Linked DNA regions of Homo sapiens: region 2 is linked to region 1. Evidence: chromatin loops called from intact Hi-C (ENCODE). Cell type or tissue: B cell. All regions are shown on one strand. Links, peaks and the distances in the headings refer to the core of each region. The heading gives the core; the rest is flanking DNA.

Region 1 (2,911 bases), core at 229-2,728:
AAATTAAAAAATTTAACAAAACAAAATAAAAATTAAAAAACTAAACCTCCACTCCACATCCTAGGTGAAGTCCAGGGTCCTCTCCAGGATTCCTTTGTCTTCCCAGCTTTATTTTATTTTTATGTATTTATTTATTTTATTATTATTATTATTAATTATTATTATTATTGTTACTACTATTATTTTTTGAGACGGAGTCTCGCTTTGTCACCGGGCTGCAGTACAGTGGTGCGATCTTGCCTCACTGCAAACTTCGCCTCCGGGGTTCAAGCGATTCTCCTGCCTCAGCCTCCCAAGTAGCTGGGACTACATCCTGGGCACGCCACCACACCCAGCTAATTTTTGTATTTTTAGTAGAGATGGGTTTCACCATGTTGGCCAGGATGGTCTCCATCTCTTGGCCTCGTGATCTGTCCGCCTTGGCCTCCCAAAGTGCTGGGATTACAGGCATGAACCACAGCCCCCGGCCTATTTTATTTTTATTTTTTGAGAAGGATCTCACTCTGTCACCCAGGTTGGAATGCAGTGGTGCAGTCTCAGCTCACTACAACTTCCGCCTCCCAGGCTCAAACGATCCTCCTGCCTCAGTCCTTGAGTAGCTGGGGTTGCAGGAGCGCACCACCACGCCTGGCTAATTTTTTTCTACTTTTGGTAGAGAGGGGGTTTCACCATGTTGCCCAGGCTGATCTCAGACTACTGAGCTCAGGCAATCCACCCACCTCGGCCTCCCAAAGTGCTGGGATTACAATCGTGAGCCACCATGCCTGGCCCCCCAGCTTTATTTTTGAGTCCCTAGCTCCAAGTCCTCGCTGCTCCTGAATTGCCTGACTTTATAGTTGCTCTTGCGATGTCCCAGATGTGGAACTCAGCACTGTTCCTTGGTCCCTGTGGTCCTATTTCCCCATCACTTAGGTAAGACCTGAGGCTCAGAGGGACCAAGTTGCATGTCTGAGCTTGTACAGTGAGCTAGTGGTGGTTTCCTCTGGAAGGGCGCGTCCTGGTTGATCAGGCCCTGAGTGGCCCTGCTGGTGTTCTTCACTCTATGCCTGCAGGACCCAAGGTGAGCCTCAGCCGGAAGGGATCCAGCACCACACTTTTGAAGGTAGACTCTCCCAGCCCAGTTTGGCTGCAGGGTCCCCACTGACAGAGTGGCTTTACCAGAGTGGAACTCTTTCCCATTATCTCCACCTGGGGCTCCACTGCTTCCAGTTAGGGAGCACTGTGGGCATCCCTGCCAGCTCATCCCTTCTCTCACTGTATCACATAGTGATACAGTGCTAGGTCTAACACATTTATTTAATCACTCCTAATCCTCACAGTAACCCTATGACATAGGTACTATTACTATTCCCACTTCATAGTTGAAGAAACTGAGGCACAGCGAGGTTAAGTAACTTTCCTAAGGTCACACAGCTAGTAACTGGTAATCTGTTTATATGTCTGCCTCTGACTTTCCGCTCCCTGACAATATGATCTTTGAGGGCAACGATAAGATCGTACTGATCTTTTTGTCCGTGGTGTCTGCGGCGGGACCTAGGTCAATTGAATGCGTGTGAGGCACCCAAAAAATCTCTTTGTTGGTGGCCCCTAAAATAAAGCGAGGTATGTTGCTGCCACCTTCTGGTCAGAAGTCAGAATGACGTGCTGACGTGTTCAGTCTGCATCTATGTTGAGTTCAAGACTCAAGGATCCTGGAACACTGGAATTTGGGGAATACTTCAAAACTTATTGTGATTTCTTTTTTTGTTTGTTTGTTTGTTTACAGATGACATTTATCCAAGGGAGTGTAAAATAGAGTCAGAGAAGCACTGGTATGAGGAGTTTGGAGCCCTCATTCCATTCATTCCCTGAGTTCTAGGAGCCTCCTCTGTTCCTCCAGAAGCCAAAAGACAGGGCAGGAAGACAAAATCTTTCCGCAACTCCTCACCATTCTCTGTTGTGCCCACAATCTCCGGTTCCACCCTCACTGTAAAATCACGTCTCCATCCGCCTGCTTGATCTTTCAGCCAGCCGCTCCTCAGCTGGAGAATGGGAAATAATGGGCTGTGCCAGCAAGCCACACTCCAAGGGCAGAGTGCTCAGTGAACCTGTTCAAAGTGTGGCCTGGGCAGCTGCCTGAGGGTCACCCGGGCCATGAAAAGGCAGGCCCCTGGGTCCTACCCACATCTTCTGAATCTTTAGAAGGGCATTGACAAATGCTCTACTGATTTTTAAGTATTCCTGGATTAAGATATTTTTTCTTTAAATTGTCCATCTTTTACTCTATTTTATCTTGAAAAAAATCAAACCCAGGACAAAGTTGAAAGAATGCTGCTATGAACACCAATATATCCTTCCCTTGGATTTACCAGTTGTCAATGTTTTGCCACAATTCCTCTGGAAGTGTTAGACATCATTATATTTAATCTCTGAATACATTAGCATGTAACTCCAAAGAACAAGGACATTTTCCTACATAACCACAGTAGGATTAGCCCACTGAAGACATTTAACATCGATTTGCCTTTATTTGTGTAAAAAAATTTTGTAACTAACAAAAAAGAAATTTAACACTGATATAACAGTATTATCTAATACACAGCCCATATTCAAATTCCCTCAATTGCCCCAATAACATTCTTTATAGCTATTTCCATGCAATCTAGGACTTGAAAATCATGAATTGTATTCAGTCATCACCCGAGCAGAAGGGTAAGGCTGGGGATGAGCTTGGCATGTTTGAAGAATTGCAGAAAGTTCAGTGAGGCTGGCGCGAGGCAGATGAGGGAAGAGAGCGGGAAAGGTGAGGTTAGAGGCATGGCAAGGAGTCAAAGATCACGAGGCTTTTAAAATCAGAGTAAAGAGTTTATTTTAAATGCAATGAAAAGCCATTAGAGGGTTTGAAGCAGGGAATGACTTAATCTGATTTATA
Region 2 (2,911 bases), core at 130-2,629, 290 kb before region 1:
CAGGTGGGCAACATGCAGGAACAGACGTGGAATTTGAGTAGAGAGAGGGAATTGTACAAAAGAAATGGAAACTTGAAGATGCCAGAAATGAAAATCTTGCTGGGTGCAGTGGCTCACGCCTGTAATCCTAGCACTTTGGGAGGCCAAGGTGGGCGGATCATGAGGTCAAGAGATCGAGACAATCCTGGCCAACACGGTGAAACCCCGTCTCTACTAAAAACACAAAAATTAGCTGGCCATGGTGGCACGTGCCTGTAGTCCCAGCTACTTGGGGGGCTGAGGCAGGAAAATTGCTTGAACCCAGGAGGTGGAGGTTGCAGTAAGTTGAGATTGTGCCACTGCACTCCAGCCTGGTGACAGAGTGAGACTCTGTCTCAAAAAAAAAAAAGAAAAGAAAAGAAAAGAAAATCTTAACATCAGAGATATAGAAATCCTTTGGCAGGTTTATCAGCCAACTAGACAAAAGCAAGGCAAAAAAATATGTGAATTGAGGCAAGATCAATAGAAATTAGCCAACTATAACACAGAGAGAGTAAAAACAAAGCAACAAATCAGCAACCCCCAAACCAAACACCCAAGATGTGTGGGACAATACCAATGGTTTCACACACATGTGATCAAAGTCCCAGAAAAAGGGAGAAGAAATATTTAACAAGCTACTTGAAGAGATAATCACTGAGAATTTCCAAAATTAAAGACAAGAAGCCACAGATCCAAGGAGCTCAGAGAACTGAAGCAAGATAAATACAAAGGAAAACATACCTCAGCATATCATAGTCAAACCTGAAACCAAAGATGAGAGAACTTGAAAGCAGCCAGAAAGAAAAAGTTACCCAGTAAAGTAAAAAATAAAGCAGTCTTCTCAGGCAGTCTTGTAAGTTATGGGTCCACTAGATAACCCAGGAGCCTTCTAGAATATTCCTCCATTTGGGGGCAATTAGCTTAAGCAGGTAACATCCCAGCCAATTAGCCAATTAGGAGGCTGAGTGGCCTCCCATGCTCCAGTTCTACATATCCTGGCCCTGGCTCTTGTGTCACACCCTGCCCCTGCTCTCTGCACACCCTGGGAGGCCCTGCGCTGGCTGGTGGCTTCATCACCCCTCAAACACTATTTATTGCCTCTGAGCTGGGAGGAAGCTGAGCAGGTGGAGGCTGGATACACTAGTCACTGACCTCAGTGACCCTTGAGGCAGGCCCTGGGGTCTGACTGCTGCCTCACATTCTTTCCCAGGAGCTGAGCAGCCTGGAACAACCAAAGCCTGAGTCCAGCTAGTGCACCAGTCAGGGCGCTGCCACAGAGTTCACTGCCACAGGCAGCAGTGCTGTGAGCGGGCAGCTGCCAATGATTCAGGCCACCACTGGTCAAGAAGATTCGGTTTCCTCTCTCATCACCCCCAGGCTGTCTGTTAGGCGCCCCGTATCCTCACTCTCTGGAAGAGAGGAGAAGCCTTTCCTGCAGAAGCCACAAGGAGGCAGCAAAGTGCTTGTCTAAGGGCCTCAGCTGGCCTGGAGAGGGGCCGGGAATTCAAGAATTAGAAGGGAGGGAACTGCGGGAAGACTGACAGGAGGGGAGCTGGTGAGTTCCTGGGAAGGTGCAGGTGGAGCGTGGACAGCAAGTGCAGCAGAGGGAGAAGGCATTCCTGACCCATGCTGGGACACGGGGATCCTGCAGAGGACTCATGGTTGTGGAGTCTGCTCTCCCTTGGACTGGGGACCCTTCCTCCTCGCTTGATCGCCTACCCCCAGCAGGTCCTCTGCTCTGTATGGCACAGATCTATCCCTGCAAATGACCCTTTGGGCAGCAGTTTTTAGGAGCTCTGCCAGGAGGCCCTTCCCATGGACTTCCTCAAGCATGCAGCATGGCCCCATTGATTCATTTACTCATTCATTCATTCAACAAGTACCTATTAGGCACCTAACATGAGGCAGTGTTCTAGGTGTTAGGGATACTGTAGTGAGTAAAACAGATTTTTAAAAAGTGCTTTCATGGCCAGGTGCAGTGGCTCACGCCTGTAATCCCAGCACTTTCGGAGGCCGAAGCGGGCACATCATAAGGTCAGGAAATCGAGACCATCCTGGCTAACATGGTGAAACCCCATCTCCACTAAAAATAAAAAAAATTAGCCGGGCGTGGTGGCGGGCGCCTGTAGTCCCAGCTACTCGGGAGGCTGAGGCAGGAGAATGGCATGAACCCGGGAGGCGGAGGTTGTGTGAGCCATGATCGTGCCACTGCACTCCAGCCTGGGCGACTGAGCGAGACTCCATCTCAAAAAACAAACAAACAAACAAAAAACTGCTTTCACAAAGCTTACATTCTATGGGGGGAAAAGACAAGAAACAAAAATAAGTAGTAAAATGCACAGTTATGTCAGAACGTAAAAGGTTCCATGGAGAAACACAAATTTCAAGAGGGATAAGGCAGCAGAGTGCAGGGGAGTGGGTGTTACCATTTAAAGCAGAGAGGGCATGGCAGGACGTTTCAGTGAAGACTTGAAGCAGGTGAGGAGGTGAGCTGCGGGAAGGGCGTGCCAGGCAGGGAGAGCAGGCTGAGGTGAGAGCCTGCCTGGCACACTCAGGGGGCAGCAAGGTGCCCGGGGTACCTGGTGTGGGTGAGTGGGAGGGTGGGAGGAGCCACGTTGCAGAGGCCACTGGGAGGCCGGTCACACAAGGCCTTGTAGGCCACCGTAAGGACCTCTGTTCACCCGGAATGCAATGGGAGCCATTGCAGAATTCTAAGCAGAGAAGTGACATCATGTGCCCTTCAATTCAAGAGCATCGTCTGGCTGCAACCATGAGCATAGACTGGGAGCAGGGCGCAGGGAGACCAGCTGGAAGCTGTTTCAATTCCCACCCCATTCAGAAAGCCTAGTCATGAAGGCCGGACGTGGTGGCTCACGCCTGTAATCCCAGC

What was found. A loop is a pair of places that touch in the nucleus more often than their neighbours do. Peaks named below come from ENCODE experiments on the same cell type or tissue, not always from the same donor. Only the 100,000 strongest peaks of a DNase experiment are listed, where the experiment ranks them.
Region 2: it touches region 1 in a loop (6-fold over the local background); 7 of 110 quality-filtered maps call a loop at or near these places.

Annotation. Positions count from the first base shown.
Region 1 is chr12:49,287,218-49,290,128 of GRCh38, reverse strand. No RefSeq gene overlaps it. Among named protein-coding and RNA genes, the nearest start is that of PRPH, 6.5 kb to the left of the region's middle. In B cell, for the core only: CTCF peaks have their summits at 1,433 and 1,632 (motif pointing left); a DNase peak (open chromatin) is centred at 1,608; H3K27me3 peaks cover 1,633 bases.
Region 2 is chr12:49,579,259-49,582,169 of GRCh38, reverse strand. No RefSeq gene overlaps it. Among named protein-coding and RNA genes, the nearest start is that of MCRS1, 13 kb to the right of the region's middle. In B cell, for the core only: CTCF peaks have their summits at 1,263 and 1,463 (motif pointing right); DNase peaks (open chromatin) are centred at 1,469 and 1,709.